Linked DNA regions of Mus musculus: region 2 is linked to region 1. A link is a loop called in an ENCODE intact Hi-C map of the cell type or tissue named here. Cell type or tissue: left cerebral cortex. All regions are shown on one strand.

Region 1 (8,000 bases):
CACCGCATAGTATCCATGGAGGCAGAATGATTTTTTAAACAGTTTTCTGAAATGTTCTGTCCTTCCTCATGGGTAATTTGTCTGTCACTTTCTGACGTTCTTTTGCCCTACTGGCTCCTTGAGCTGCTTCAAAGCCCAAATTTCCCTGCAGGCAAAGGCATAGAACAATAGTTCTGCACGGCAACAGCTGCTTTGTTATGCTTGAGGTAGGAATTGTGTTGATGGGCAATGTAAACTAAACAACTCTCCCGCTGCATTTGAAGAGATCTTGACAGCTCGAGTCTCACAGGTCTCTGTTTTGTTCCTTGAAGAATCCACACTGTGAAGAACTCGTGGTGCAAACATATTGGGTCCCTGGGAAAGTGTCCCTGTCTGGGGACTCACGTGATGGGGATGTATTGCAGCCTAGTTCTGAAGGCTGGAACGCCAGGATCTCGGGGTCAGCAGGGCTGGACTCCTCCAGGGCCTCTCTCTTTGGCTAGTGGGGTGTTCTAGTTGCTTCTCTTGTCTCTTCTCATGGCCATCCCTTGGTGTGTGTCCCTGTGTCCCACTCTCCTCTTATGGCCACAGTGGTCACTTGGGGCTGTGGCTTACCTAGATGACCTTGGTTTACTTGGTTACTTCTTAAAAAAAAAAAAAAAACTTCAAATATAGTCACATTCAAAGTTCTGGGAATTAGGACCTAATATAGGATTTTGTATTTGGATCTGAAATGTCCCCCAAAGGACCTTTTACTTGATATTATTTAACAATGGTGAAAATCCATTAGTTGATATAATGATCTCTCTCTCTCTCTCTCTCTCTCTCTCTCTCTCTCCATGGCTAGGAGACAAGCACCTTACTTTACCAAAGTCTTCCTCATTATATGCTAATTTCACTAAGCCTAAAAACCAACTGACCATAGCCAGAAAGTTTCAAGATTGTAAACCTGAGTAAATCTCTCCCTCTCCCTCCCTCTTCTCTCTCTCTCTCTCTCTCTGTGTGTGTGTGTATGTGTGTGTGTGTGTGAGAGAGAGAGAGAGAGAGAGAGAATGAATATGTGTGTGTTATATTGGAATCCTGTACTTTGAGCATGTCAAGCACATGCCCTACCTAATCATTATATTCCTAATTCCCTTTTTGCTTTATAATTTTATTTGTCACAGGTATTTGTTACAGTACCAAAAAAAGCTAACATACACATTGAGGGACATAATCCAGTCCATAACAGTGGGGCTGGCCCTTGGCATAGGGTATCTGTCCAGTTGATGAAAACCTCCTTTGTAGTTTCCAAACTATGAACTTTATCCCGAAGCTTATATTTTTCATCTTCATTTACTTTCCAAAGCCAGTTTTCAGTTTTCCCCATGGCTGTCTCTGGTGGGATGGGAGAGAACGACCCTGACCTAAAGACCATAAAGAGGTCATATCTGGCCTCCATTCATGCTAGTGATGAAGGAGCTAGAAAATGTTTCACTGAATCAATGGTAAATAACTCCAACCTGAACCAGACTAGCACGCCTGTGTGATGGCTCCCAGGTTCCTAGAACAGGATGGCAACCTGAATTGTCACACAGCTATGTCAAATAGAACACTGTGTGGTGGTGAGAATGTTCATATCTGTCCCACACAGTGGCTACTCACCCTGTATCACTAGAGTATCCATGGGGCTGGATTTCTGATTTTAAGCCATTGCCAAATCAATGGCTATACATGGATAGATGTTATCGTCTTGGACGACATAGTCCAAGGGCAAGGATAAATAGGCACAGCCCTGGTACTTGCCGATTCTGTAGAACTGGGGCACCAGAGCACCACCCCTCCTACGACAGCCACTCTACATCCTCTATTAGCTTGAAGTGGCCTTTGGAGAAAGAAGCTATCACAAACGTTGGCTCAAGTATTCAGTCCCTGCCACTAGCTTCAAGTTGGGGTGCCCATAAAGAGATGGCTTGGTTTATTGCCTTGGATACAAAAGTCTCCAAGAGACCAGATGAGCATAGCTAGGAATGTTCTTAGCCACAGTGGAAAAGTTCCTGACTATGAAAGGTGTGCCTGTGGAAATATTAACCTGGAATATTGGTTGATAGCAATTTTGAGCCCACCATGGACCCCTTTTCAGGAGCTTTGCTGAGAGTGCAAGCTAGAGAACTCGGGGCTTGGGTTAAAATAGATGCAGTCTACGTTCCTTATTCCTTACTCATTGTTTTTAGCATTGCTTCGTAAAGCCCCATACTATGAGCAGTTAAGTTCTGTGGAGAATCAAGTCGCTCTTGCTCACAGTGGTTATCATGCCCCAGGCTCTGGGAAGCTCAGGTAGGCCAACCATTTTTATTTGTTACTTCACAGAGGTAAGCAGGGTAGGAGTTACCCAAGACAATGAAGGTAGCCATTACCTTTCGTCAGGCTAAGTATATAATTTCCCCAGTGATCCTCTGAGTAATAACAAAAACTTATGTGAGGTACATGTAGTGTTATATTCCCTGGGGCTTAATATGGCTCTCAGTAAAATTGATTTTCTGAAATCTTGCAATATACCTCATCAAACTAAATGAAACCTGCACTGCTTTTATAAGAAGTGATTGGATTTCGTGTGATAAATTAACCCTCACCGTCAGAGAGGTGCTGGGGAATAGGATGGTTCATTTCAGCCCCCATAGAGACCGTCCAGGATTTTAATTTTTTTCTACAGGACTTCATTCAATTCCCTCTGGGATTGGAAGGAGGTCTCACCCAACCCAGAATCTCCTAGGATTTAGCCAGCACGGCTGAAAAGAATTTCTGTCTTTATACTAAGGGGTATTGCTGACTTCTGAGGTCAGAGGTGAGAGGTGATGCCACACAGGGAATTTTGGAGAGTTCTTAGGGAAATAGGTCTCGTGAAATGGCAGAAGAGGGCTTTATCCGAGAGCAAGATCACATCTCTCCCCTCTGCAACACAGCCAGCTTTGTTGGGAGGTGTGTGGTACCGCCTTGCCTGCTCTTTAAGCTTTATATATTGTTTGTATATTCATAACACTTCTTGGGTGGCTGAAATCAGCTTTGCAACTCGGAGAGAAAACGCCTGGCTATCTGAAACAGAACATTCTCTCTGTAAATAAGCACGGGAATCGTGCCTTAAGCGACCCAAGGGGGACATCTTCTTTTGGAAGGGAAAAGTAAGTATGATTGGGCTTTGATTCAATCCATCCCTAGGAGACGGTTCCTAGGGTTCCTTTTGCAGCCTGAGAGAAATCACTCCAAGCAAATCCAAGGGAATGACAGGGTCTTCTTCTGTCGGGGTGGTCAGAATCTATTAGGCACAAGAACACAGCTTTCTATGACGATACTGAAATCCAAGGGCTATTGTGCATCATGGGCCCGGGCAATGCATAGCAGCCCTGCTTACTTGGCTGTCCCTTCATGCAGACAGCATGCTGCTCAAAATCTGACTCCCTTCAGTATGGTGGGCTTGATAAGAGCAGGCAGACCTTCTGAGTGTAGAAATAGATGAGGCTCAGTCTGGACAAAGGCCATTGCTTCTGTCCCTGATCTAGCTCGGAGCATGTTGATTCTGGGTCCATATGCACTCATACCATAAGTATATTATGAAGGTCAGAGGTCAACTTTATAGAGTTGGCTCTATCCTTCCAACTTTATGTGGGTTCTGGGGCTCAAACTCTGATCATCAGACCCTGCGAGTGGCTTTACTCACTGAGCTATCTTGCAGCCTCTTTATTTTCTTTATTAAAGTAACAATCAAAACATGGTGACATGCAGTTGTCCTGGTCTGCCTCCCTTCTTATTTGCCTGCATTCTTAGTGCACGACCTGGGTGCTAAACATATGAAGTGCTCAGGGAAACCTGGTTGAAAGAAAAAGAAGATAGAGTTCACTGAGGCCAGCCAAGAGGCAAATGGCTGCCTTTAGCAGTTATGTGGAAGCTAGGGCAGATTCCTATCTGGGTCACAGGGCCAGGTCACCATGTTCCTTCTGTATGGAATCTCTTCCATGTACTGCTGAGGCATGACCATTTTCTATTTGGTTTTGTATTACCCTGTCTAGACCTGGAACGTGAACCTCGGTCCCTGAGCCCTGGCAGGTTTGGTGCAGATCCTAGATTCCCTTGAGATCCAGTTCTCATTTCATCTTAAACAGAGAAAACGGGGGCAGGAGCTTGGACTGTGAAATTCTTGCTTCTTAAGAATGAGGACATGCTGACACCCCTCCTCCACCTCTGAAGGCAGTATAGAAGCATACATTTTTAGTTTCAGCTTGGGGAAGACAGAGATGGATAGATCCCTAAGTTTGCTGGCCAAAGAGTCTACCCTATATATTGAGGTCCCAGCCAGTGAGAGACCCTGGCTCAAAAAAAAAAAATAAAGATAGATAAGACCTGAAGAAGGATTCTTGAGGTCAAACTTTACCCCTCCTCCCAGTGCATACATGTGCACTGTACCTGTACACACACACGCACGTGCATGAAACCCCCCAACACTATAAAATAAAGAAGATAAATCTAGGGAACTGTTGTGACCTAGCGGTTGCAATCTCTTATTGTTTTCCTTTGACCTCAGGATGCTGAAGAATACAGGCATGTGTGTGCATGTGTGCACATGTGTGCACATGTGTGAGAAGGTGGGGGAGTAAACTGGAACACAGTTCCTTTCTTTGTGGTTGCAAAGAGCACCTTCTAAGAGAGCTCTGACCCTTCCATAACATGCTAAATGTTCATTTTTATTTAGTTTCTACTTTCTTCGTATTGCAGCAAGAATCCTGGTTTCCAACTTTCACTTCTATAAATAAGGGCATTTAAGAGAATTGCAGGGTATTTATATCCTCTCTAGCTTCTGTTCTATCTCACAAGAGCACATTATTCCAGGAGATGCCTGTGCTCCCATGTTGCTCCAGAACGTGAAAAAAAGAGGTTTCCTAGCATTGAGGACGACCTAGAGTTGGATGCCCACTGCTGAGACATCACTTGGCCCAGATGTGTCCAGATGGGCTGTGTTGTTGGTCTTTATTGCCTTGATGAGCTGATTTTAGAGACACGCTCAGTGGGCTGTCACCGTGGCTGTGAGACTCTGACAAAGGTCCTCAAGAACCTGTTTCCCAGATCTGCTGTTGCATCTGTAGAATTAACTCCCCCTTTTACTGGCCCCGACCCTGGCTTTGGATGTGTTCTTTTCTGGTTAAACACAATGAAGGAAGACCATCACTCGGAAAGCAGCCCTTCCTGCAAGTTCATCTGAGCTACTGTTTTTGAAGGAAGGATAGGGTCTGTATGTCTCCTGTTGGAGCAGGTCATGTGTCTGAAGGAAGAGCAGCTGAGAGCAGGAACCACTGTCCTTGGTCCTGAATTCAAACGTCCTGTCGGATGGAATGCTGAGACTCCAACTCCGGGGGAACTCCCAGGAAAGGCATGTCCACCCCGAAGGAAGGGCAGAGACGGCAGACAATGAGGGAGGTCCAAAGAGGTATCAGTGGAGAAAACATTTTTTAAGACAATATAAAGGTTTTGATTTGACAGACCTCATAGTTTCTCTTTCTAAAGAGCGAAGTTTAAAATGAAAAAATACAGTTTCAGCTTTGCTGTTGAAGAAATACAGCTGTGACTTAAGCTGTACAGTGTGGCGTATGTTATATAATATTTGCTAAGTTTGTGTATATTTGTCACAAATCTAGGTACAAATAGATTTTCTGGGGTGTGTGTGAGGGTGTCACAGGTAAGTGTGCCCCACCCCATCCATTGGGCTCTATTAACCCAAGTCAGCAATGGTTGAAGACTCCCCTTGTGTTGGTTGGTGTGACTTGCTGCAAACACAATGTTTACCAATCAGTGCCAATTCTTAGCCATATTAAGAGCTTCAGCCATGCTATATATGTCCTCTGAGATATGAACTCTCTGTTCCCTTCTGTTCCAGTAAAGCCTCCACGTAAGTTTCTGAAAGTATCTTTCATTTCACCATAATCTCTTAGTCTTGGAAAGGGCTCCTCATGAAAGACAGAAGACAAGAATAGCACCCAGAAGTCTCATGCCACACTGACAGCCTGAGGGATTTCTGAGAACAGTGGTTTTTTTGTTTGTTTGTTTGTTTGTTTGTTTTTGTTTTGTTGTTGTTTTTTCAGATGGAAACCCAAACTGAAGGCATTTTCAGGTCCCTGGCAGCTATCTACACCTTGATGTTTCTATGCAAGGAGATGCAGGGAGCCCTGTTTACAACTAGTGTGGAATGTAAAGGCAAACCATTTTACTGCTATGCCTATTTCTGGTTAATTGTGAAAATTATTCCTTTTAGCCACAAGTAAAACCTTTGAGATTTTTCTTCTTACTTCTCTGTATGTCTGGGGAGGCAGGCATCAGTAAACAGTCATGCCCCATTTTGTTTCTAGTAAATGAATTATCATCATAATAATTACCAGTCAAAACATCTGGTTTGGGCACAGATTGATCCAGAAACTTCTCAGTGTAAAATGTGAGCTTTCTTTTTATTTCTAACCTGGCTTGGCTTTGCAGCTCCTTGGACTCACTGCCATACTCTTTGAGCACATACCCTTGGAAGTTGGTATTGTATCTGTTTCAAATTTGGATGATCTATCTTAAGAGACAACTATTGTTGTACACAGTACCATTTTTGTGTGTCTTTACTGCTTTGTAAAGCAGTAAATACAGATACAGATACAATACCAACTTCCAAGGGTATGTGCTCAAAGAGTATGGCAGTGAGTCCAAGGAGCTGCAAAGCCAAGCCAGGTTAGAAATTAAAAAGAAAGCTCACATTTGTTTCTAGCAAAACCATATTTACAAACCTGGAGTTTGGTTGCTCATATCTGTCTCTTGCTTCTCTCCATAAAGCCTCCTAGGAGAGCCACCCGGGCCACTTTGGCATTTATTAGGATGCTTCTGTGAGAGATTCCTGTCTAGGATGTGATAGGGTGAGTGTATGGTGGGGCTTGATAGGACAGTTTTCCAGAAGTTTGAGCCTTGAGCCACCTTTATGTCAGAGAGTGCGTGAACATGCACCCCCTCACACACACCCTTAACAAAACAGACAAAGGAACCATTCCCCAGCCTATTGTACTTGACTCGGTTGCACCAGACTTCGTAGGAAATCTTCCCAAAGCACACCGAGACTCGTGAGCAACTCAAAATATATGGATATTTGGCAAAGCCAATAACCTTAGCTCTAGAACTTTTGTCCTGATCCATGGGTCTGACTTAAAATCCTGGAATTTGCTTAGCATAACTTACGCTTACGCTGATGCAGGTGTTCCCGGCATCGTACACTGAGAGCTGGTTAAGCGAGAAGCTGTGCTGAAGCCCAACGAGTCAGCCAGAGAAAGGAGGTTAGCATGACCCGCTTGCTGACACACACAGAGTTTATGGGTCACAGAGCAGGAGATTTGGCCATATCATTAGGAAATGCTCAACCTTCACCGTGGCAGTTTGTCAGATAAATCTGGGAAGTAAACAACTGGGGAGGGCGGGTGGTTTTCATTCTAGATTTCGTTGGAGCCCCAGGCCTCCTGGAGGAGCCCAGGAGAGCAGTTCAAGGCCTGCCTGCCCACTTCAAAGAGGCTCAGCTTCCATCTCTTGCCTACTCAAACATCACAAAAGGGTTGCTTTTTGAAACCTGGATCTGATGCTTAAAATGGAGACAAAACAAAGACAAACATTAGACTGGATGTTCTATAAGGATGCTCTCGGCACTGAGATTTCAAGATCACTTTTTTTTTTTTTTTTTTAGTGGCTTGCTGAGGAAAACACATTTTCCTCTCTTTAAAACAGACTTGTGTAAGACTACATCAACTCTTTTGTGTGTCAGAGCTGTCTTACAAAATGCTAATTTAACATTTGCAGTTTAAAAATAAGTCAAGGAGAGAAGTTCCCTTTGGCCCATAAGGAGCATATATAAACTTTAGAATGCTTCTATCAAACAGAAGTTTGGGTTTTCCCAGGCTGGGAGGTTTTAGGAATAGATAGCAGCAATAGACGGATCCCTAACACTCTTAGGATCTTGCCCTGAGAAAAGCAGTAGGGGC
Region 2 (8,000 bases), 390 kb after region 1:
GTAATCATTCTCCTTAGCAGTTTAAAATACAAATAATAAATTTAAAAACCGCCATAAACATTAAAATGTAACCAGAGATCCTGGTGTACATTCTAATCCTGTAAATTAATGTTTATGTTGGGGTTCTAGATGTGGCTCAGCAGTTAAGAACACTTGTTGATCCTACAGAGGACCTGGGTTCAGTTCCCAGTGCCTACATGGCGGCTCACAACCTTCCAGCTCCAACGCCAGGAGATCTGATGTCCTCCTCTGACCTCTGCAGGGACTGCATACTCATGATGCACATATGCATATTCATACAGACAAAACCACTTATAGACATAAAATAAACAAAAGTAAAAAAAGTTATATGTATTTAATTCAACAATGTTATATGAATGTACCTCTTATCAACCCTCAATTATTAAGTGTTAATTATTTTTAATATTTTGTTATTAATAGTACTCTAATGAAATTCCTCAACTGTCCTTACAAAATTCTTCCTGAACATCTCTAATTGTCTCTAAAATAAATTCTTAGATGTAGAATTGCTAAGTCAAAAGTTTTCACAGTCTCAATATTTTTATATTTACTTGTTAAATTTCTATACAAATACTTATTTCCACTTATCCTAGAATCTTTTGGGCTTGATATAAAATATCACCCTCACAGAACATTCTGTGTGTACGTCTGTGCAAGTATTCATATGCATATGTGATTAAAACAGAGTCCTTCCCATGCTAAAATATAAGCGGAGTGTAGACTTTAGTCCATAAATGAACACTGGTAAATGGAGACTTTAGACTGAAATAATTATTTAAACAGAGGAAATCTGCTTGCAATACAGCTTGCCCACCTAGTAATAGAATGACCATTGCTTTTTTAGACATTCAGAACTATTGACAGCTGTTTACCTGTATCTTTTAGACATGTTGCCTCTCTCTCTCTCTCTCTCTCTCTCTCTCTCTCTCACACACACACACACACACACACACACACACACACATACTTGAGAGAGAGAGTGCCATCACACAGTGCAACCTACTTTTTAATAAAGGAAGATTGTGTGGAGGAAGTGACATTCTATCTGACTGAACAGAAGTAGAGAGAGTTACACAGTCCCACAACACCAGCAGGGCACTGCACCATTTCACTGGAGGGATACAATAGTTACCTGGTATGATTAGAACCCTCCCCCCAGACAGACTCACCTCCCCAACATCAATCAGCCTACCCGTGTAGGCTAAATTCTAATACTTTGGGCTTCAAACTGAAAAGTTCATGGTTAAGATGCAGCCAGAACATCCCAGGCCTTAAGCCATTAGCAGAGTTAGTGGCTGAGCTCAAAAGAACCTACCAAGGTCCTAGTGTCACCTAAAAAGAATGGATATGTGTGAAAGGCATGCAAGGGGCCCAATCAGGGTAGAGTAACAGGAAGCAGCCTGTTGTGGCCTGGGGGCAGAAGGACAGCTTGGTGACAGAAGGAACAGCATAGTGTGTTTCTGAGAACCCTGACATGAGAGGCTTTGTTATAGGTGGTCAGAGGGGTTCAGACAATTAATTGGCTTATTGGACTGGAACTTTGAATTCCGTTCTCTGCTGGTCCTTTCACCACACAGGTCAGATAGCTTCTGTTTTCACAACATGGCGTCCAATAGAAAAATCACTGCAGGTGAATATGCCTGACCTCTTTTCCTCCCCAAGGTGAGTATCTGAGGCAGGCCAAGCACACACTGGCTCACTTTCATTGACAAGACGATGATGGTCCCCAGTGGTAACCCTGAGGAAAGTCCTAGGTACTAAAGTAAAGCACTCGCCGTGGTGCCCTCTTCACTGGCACACTGTTATGCGTATCATCACGGCTTTCTCTCTGGGCCTGTCACCGAATTATGGTAATTTCTTCTAGTCATGAGTTTTAATCAGAGTTGAAGTCTCTGAGTTACTGACAGCTCTGGAGAGCTGTAACTGCTCAAAGATTGACTTCACACTGTCACAAAATCATAACACAAGCAGAAAGCTAGCGGCTCTCACTAGCCTCCCCCTGCCAATTAAAAACAAAGCGTCCTTCTAAACAGTGGGTTTCATAGAAAAGAAGAGGGAGGTAGACGGTCGCCTGCCTCTTCCTTCCCTTTCCCAGGTTCAAAGCAAGAAACAATACCCTGGCAAAGGCAGTCCAAGAATGAGATATTGCAATTTAGCTAATGGTCTCTACAGGAAGCAGAAGTCATTTCTTTGCCACTCTGTGGTACTTAGACGGCATCGAGAATGTTGGCTTTCTCCTGACCTTGCTTGAGCTGTCCACGGGCATTGTCCACAGTCACGTGCTTGTGTCAGTACCACAGGCTTGGGCGAACAGGTCATGGGGCATGTGCACTTGCCTCTCTGGAAGTCATGAAGCAGAGCAGGTGGCCCTTCCCGCCTTCACTTCTTGTCATCGTCTGTGATGGAAATTCCTTCCTGAGCAGATAGGACCCCAGCTATGTGGCTGCTTGGTTGAGGCAAAGCAAGAAAGCTCAGTTCCAACCCTAGAAAGCCCTTATAGATGTCTTATGTGAGTTCCAACCCTAGAAAGCCCTTATAGATAGATGTCTTATGTGAGTTTGCCATCAGGTTATCTCCCCTTACCTAAAGCCAGGGCTGATCTTCCTTTTACTCCCTTAGTTCCTAAGGCCTCCAGGGCTAGAATCAGTCAGTCTGATACCTACTTAGGCAAGGCCTTATTATTCATTCAAGGTTTCATCTGCTTTAAAGTCACTTCTTAAGTACCTATTACAGAAACAGGTAACTTGAATAAATCAAGCTAGCATGGGCTAGGTTGGAACAGGGCTTAGCTCAGTGGCAAAGTATATACCTAGCAGCATAGATGTGTCTCTGTATTTGATTCCCAGTACCATGGGGGGAAAAAAAAGAGAGACATAGATCATACTGTAGTAAGAATCCTAAAATCTCAGTAGTCAAAAAAAAAGTTTATTGGCTATGCCATATATTTGCCAGGTTGCCAAAAGAGCTATATGTCAGAGCCATTCAATAAATCAGAACACCACCAGTGACCAAGGGATGGGGGGGAGTCATCATGATGGATGCAACCTTTTTACATTATTAGCCAGAGTTAGTCTCATGGCTTCATCTACCCCCAAAAGGACCAGAAGATACAATTCTCTTTGTGTATCTGAAGTCACAGAGCCAGAAGTATTGATCAAGCTCCAGAAATGACTATGCACTCTCAGGTCAGCTGTTTATTACACTTAGAAGGAAAATTAAGGTCTGCAGAGTAAAGAATTACCCCTTGTGGTCCTATTTACTATTTGTGTTCCATTCTCACATTCTAGGCAGTGATAACCAGAAAATCGGATGACGGTGTTTCTGATTCATACCTGGTGTTTACCTGATGTACTCAGTTCTCTAGGTGGCTTGCCGGAGAGAACCCAAAATTACATAGGTATGTGCTAAAGATGAAAAGGACAGGGTGAGAGTGTGTACAAAGAATATGCTAAACTATTTCAATTTAGTGGGAGAGAGAAAAGGAGGGAGGGAAAGGGGGAGGAGAGAGAGAGAGAGAGAGAGAGAGAGAGAGAGAGAGGCAGAGACAGGACTCTCAGAGGGACAGCAAGTGGATGGAAATGAAACTGGACAAGGGTAATTTTGGCTGCAAGCTGCTAGTTTTCTGGAAGCATGAAAACAGAAGAGTCAGTGTAAAGATTATTGCATCAGGCTGAACATGAATCAGTTACAGCTTGGAGCAGAGTCTGGAGGAAGGAGACATCGGAGATTACGGTGGAGGCATAATTGATGCAGGGAGGCAGTGGTGAGCAGAAGGATGGATGTGTGTGTTGTTCTTGGACCCAAGAGGATTGCAGCACTTCTGTAGGGATGCTTCTCTGTGGCAGCAAGAATCTGCAGTCCAAAAACAGAAAGGCACAGAAATGATATTTCTCTGGCCTTGCAAATGCTGTAGATGTGCTCAGTACAAAACGCAGCAAAGAAAGAAAGAAATTCCAAATGTGGCCAGTGATGTAATGCTGAGTGTCTATCCTCAGGAAGAGGCGTCCAGAACTCCTCGTGCACCTTAAGTAACGATTTCAGAGAATCGGTCTGTGAAGGGATCCCACACTCAATCTGTTGGCAGATTCCATTGGCTCTGCCCTCAACTTACAACCTCAGTAAACTCTATCTCAGCACCACCTGCCACCTTCCTCCGAGCCACCATGATCTCTTGTCAGGTTTTCCTGCAGCAGCCTGTCTTACCGTTGAAAGCCCAACTCCCTAACTCTTATGAAGCTGTGTTAGGTGTTTTGTTTGAAATGGACCATTTCTCTATCTGAAACTCTTCAGGGATTTCCAACTCCTCCCAGAGGATCTCAGGGCCTTCCTTGGTCCTAGAAAGCCCTATAATACACGGACTTCTAAATCTCTATGCACTTGGTTCCTTCCTTTGTTCTCATTTGACTGGGGACACATGAGTATTGCTACTCCCTCTGCCAAGCCTCAGTCTCAGGGTCTTTGCACAGGCTGTCTCCAAGCTTGGGAGTCTCTACATCCAGAAATCTGCACTGGGGCTCTCCCTCCTTCTGATATCTGCCCAAGCATCATTTTATCAGTGAGGTCTTTGGCACCCAGCCTATTCAATGGAAAAGCCCAGCTGCAGCCTTGAAAGATTAGGCCCCTAACTCTTGCCTTAACCAGTTTTGTGTGAAGAGCTTGTTATGTGCAACATTTTTTTCTATCTTGTTTAGTCATAGTGTAAGTGGGCTCCGGGTGATGGGACAGGAGGATTCTTGTGTGATTTGTTCACTGCTGTAATTCTAGCACTGGGAAGAGGAGATGAGCCCAATTAATGAGTGCTGATTTGATAGAATGAAACCCTAACCTTATCAGTGCATCGGCACAGCAGGGAAGGACACTCAAGAGATAAGCACTTCTTCTTTTTTTTTTTTTTTTCTGAGATGCTGTGTGTAAACCTGGGGATCTCCTCCTCCTCCCTGCTTCTGGCTGCCATGGATACAGGTTTCTTCAAGGGGGTCAAGGATGTGACAGATGCTTTACATTAGCTTTTATGTTCCCCATAAAATTAGCAAAAAGCAAACCTTGAATAACAGAGCTGTGATTCTATCTCGCACTTCTGATCTGACACAGACCGTAAGAGCTTGGATCTGGAGGCTAAAGGCTGTTTCCAGAACCTTCAATGGGATTACACCTGTGTAATTCATTTACTCTTACTCATTTTATAGATGTTTACAGGCAGAGAGGGAGAGGAAAAAAATCCACAGAGCCAGCAACAACCAAAGGGGAGGGAGGAAGACAAGTAGTGGTTTTCATTTCTAAATTATAATCATTACATATGGCACAATATCCTGCCAGACAATAATACGTATCAGATAAATGAGAAAGCACGGTTAACATCAAGGTAAACACAACGAGATGGCTTTGTAAAAGAGGAGCATTACTTTGCTTCAGCTTTGGAATATGATTTTCAATATAGCAATTTCAATTCGCATGAAAAGTCAAGAGACTAATGGATTTTCAGCCAAGGGGACTGGTATAGGAAATATGATCAGAGACTGCCCAGGAGGACATTCAAAAGGCCTCTGAACTGCCCTACCCCAGCTACACAAGTACTAGCAACCCATGAGCTTTCATTACGCATGCCCGAGTTTCTAAAGAAACAAAACACAAGAGAAAACAAAGCAGTCATGCAGCTAGATTTAGGGCAGTGACAATCAGCCAGGCCTATTTTTAAAGATGGGCTCTCATTATGTTCCCCAGGTTGGTCCTGGAATTCTGAACTAGAGTAATCTTCCTACTTTAGTCTCCTGAGTGACTTGGGCCATCAGTGCACAGAACTGTACCTGCCTTGAATACTCTAGTATATTCACTCCACGGCTGGGCTGGGGAGGTAGCTCAGTAGTTACAAAAGCTTACCGTGTAAATGTAAGTACTGGAGTTTGGAGCCCAAGAAGCTATTTAAATGCTGGGCAGATATGGCAGCCCACCTGTAATTCTAGTGAAGAAGAGACAAGGATTCCCAGAACAAGCTGGCTAGCTCAGCCAGCCCAGAATGATAATTACGATTCAAGTGAGAGACCCTGCCTTGGTGACTACAGTGAGGGACACCCACAACCAACAAAGACAGCTTTGACAGCATGGCAAGCAAGCACCCATACACATGTGAACATGTTCACACACGCGGACCATACAATACATTTATAAAAGAAAGCATTTACCTGGGGATTTGCTTACAGTTTCAGAGGTTTATTCTGTCACCAGCATGGCAGGGAGCATGGCAGCACACATGCACTGGAGCAATGGCTGAGAGCTACATCCTGATCTAAAAGCGAAGGGAGAGACTGGGCCTGGCATGGGCTTTTGAAACCTAAAGCCCACCCTCAGTGACACACGTCCTCCAACAAGGTCACATCTACTCCAACAAGGCCACATCTCCTAATCTTTCCAAACCTGTTAATCAGGGTTCCTTCCTAGTGTCCAAGCATTCAAATATATGAGTCTATGGGGGCTATTCTTATTCAAGTCACCACAGTTCAGGAGTTCAAGTCCAACCTAAGCAACATAGTGAGGCCCTCCATCTCCAAAAACCGAATTAAAAAAAAAAAGAGTATTCAAAAATGACCTGTTGGAAGTATTGATGGGGAAATGACCCTTTCCCTTATACCTGGCATGTCCTAGATAACAGGCCATATACTTTCCTCGACCAGTAAGAAAGATAACTTTCCTCAGCTTCAGTTGAGAAGAACCATTAAGACTGTCAAAGAGTCTTTTCCTGTGGCTGTCTAGCCATAGGCCACTCAGTGGATTCAGCTTACTCTGTGTGTGGGCTCCTTATGGCCTCCAGAGACTATGTATGCAATTTTATGGAGGTTTTTCTTGTTCCAATCAGACAAGACCTTTCAAATACATACTATTGTATATAAGAAAACTGTCCACAAGATGGCTATAAAATTTAGCAATTCAACCCACAAGTAGTTTTTGAGCACATTCCATTATGTGAGACATTATTCTCTACGGCATAATTGCATTTCGTAAACAAAATGGACTAAACATCACTGCCCCCATAAAGCTTCTATTCTATGTATGAACAGGGGAATGGACAATACCTCCACTAAAAGACATTATATATTCTTATTATGCATTCTTTAGATAGCAACTGCTATGTGCAGTAAAGAAATATCAAGGAGAGAAGGGCCATGGAATGAGAGTGAACCTTAGAGAGAATTAGGCCGGCTTTCAGCGGAAAAGAGATTCACGTGGAAGCTTCAACAACATCTTCCAAATGGTCTACCTGTTGTTGGCAGAAAGCATCTACCATTCATTCGTGACCCAGTCATTTGGCTGTTATGACATGGACGGGTTGTGGACACAATCTAAGAGAAGCAAAGTAGAATGAGAACATCAGGATTGGGACACTTGCAGGGAATCGGATGGCTGCTTTAATTACATGTGATCCTCTCCCAGCTAGGGCCAGGGCAGTGTGACCTCATGCCACTCGCCCTCCACAGTCCCTCACAGGCATCTCTGAGAATCTTGAAGGATTGCTCAGAAATGTGGAGAGACCCAGAACCCATGACAGAGCTAAAAGTTTCCAAGGTCAATGGACAGTGCAATGTGTCTACTGCTCTCTGCTAGGGGAAGGGTGTCACCCTGTCCCTCCTCTGGTTAGAAATTTTTCATGACCCATTGCCATTCCAGGAGCACTAAGCTATAGAAACTCAGAATACTGTTTCTGTGCTTAAAAGTTCTGGACTACTTGGGATAACATATGGCGCTACCTTCTCCTTTCTCCTAGGGTTCCTCCTCTCTAGCTTTTGCCTCCTCCTCTTCCTCCTCCTCTTCCTCCTCCTCCTCCCCTCCCCTTTTTCCTCCCACTCTTCTGACTATGCTTGGTCTCCTTAGGGTTCACAAACTACTGACTCTCGCTCCTGAGAATAGTCGCTCCACAGAGACTATGCTTGAGTTTAGGGTTTTGTCCTGTGCTTGTCTGGTGACGGATCTCTGTTTATGGACATTGT

Evidence for each region. A loop is a pair of places that touch in the nucleus more often than their neighbours do. Peaks named below come from ENCODE experiments on the same cell type or tissue, not always from the same donor. Only the 100,000 strongest peaks of a DNase experiment are listed, where the experiment ranks them.
Region 2: it touches region 1 in a loop (2.5-fold over the local background); 2 of 42 quality-filtered maps call a loop at or near these places.

The regions. Positions count from the first base shown.
Region 1 is chr3:85,140,461-85,148,460 of GRCm38, forward strand. No RefSeq gene overlaps it. Among named protein-coding and RNA genes, the nearest start is that of Gm31096, 22 kb to the left of the region's middle. In left cerebral cortex, no CTCF peak of the experiment used is centred here; DNase peaks (open chromatin) are centred at 3,183, 4,160, 4,830, 7,274 and 2 more places; H3K27ac peaks cover 5,349 bases.
Region 2 is chr3:85,526,958-85,534,957 of GRCm38, forward strand. It overlaps Gm3740. Among named protein-coding and RNA genes, the nearest start is that of Gm31419, 39 kb to the left of the region's middle. In left cerebral cortex, no CTCF peak of the experiment used is centred here; DNase peaks (open chromatin) are centred at 3,359, 3,861, 3,965 and 4,613; H3K27ac peaks cover 5,533 bases.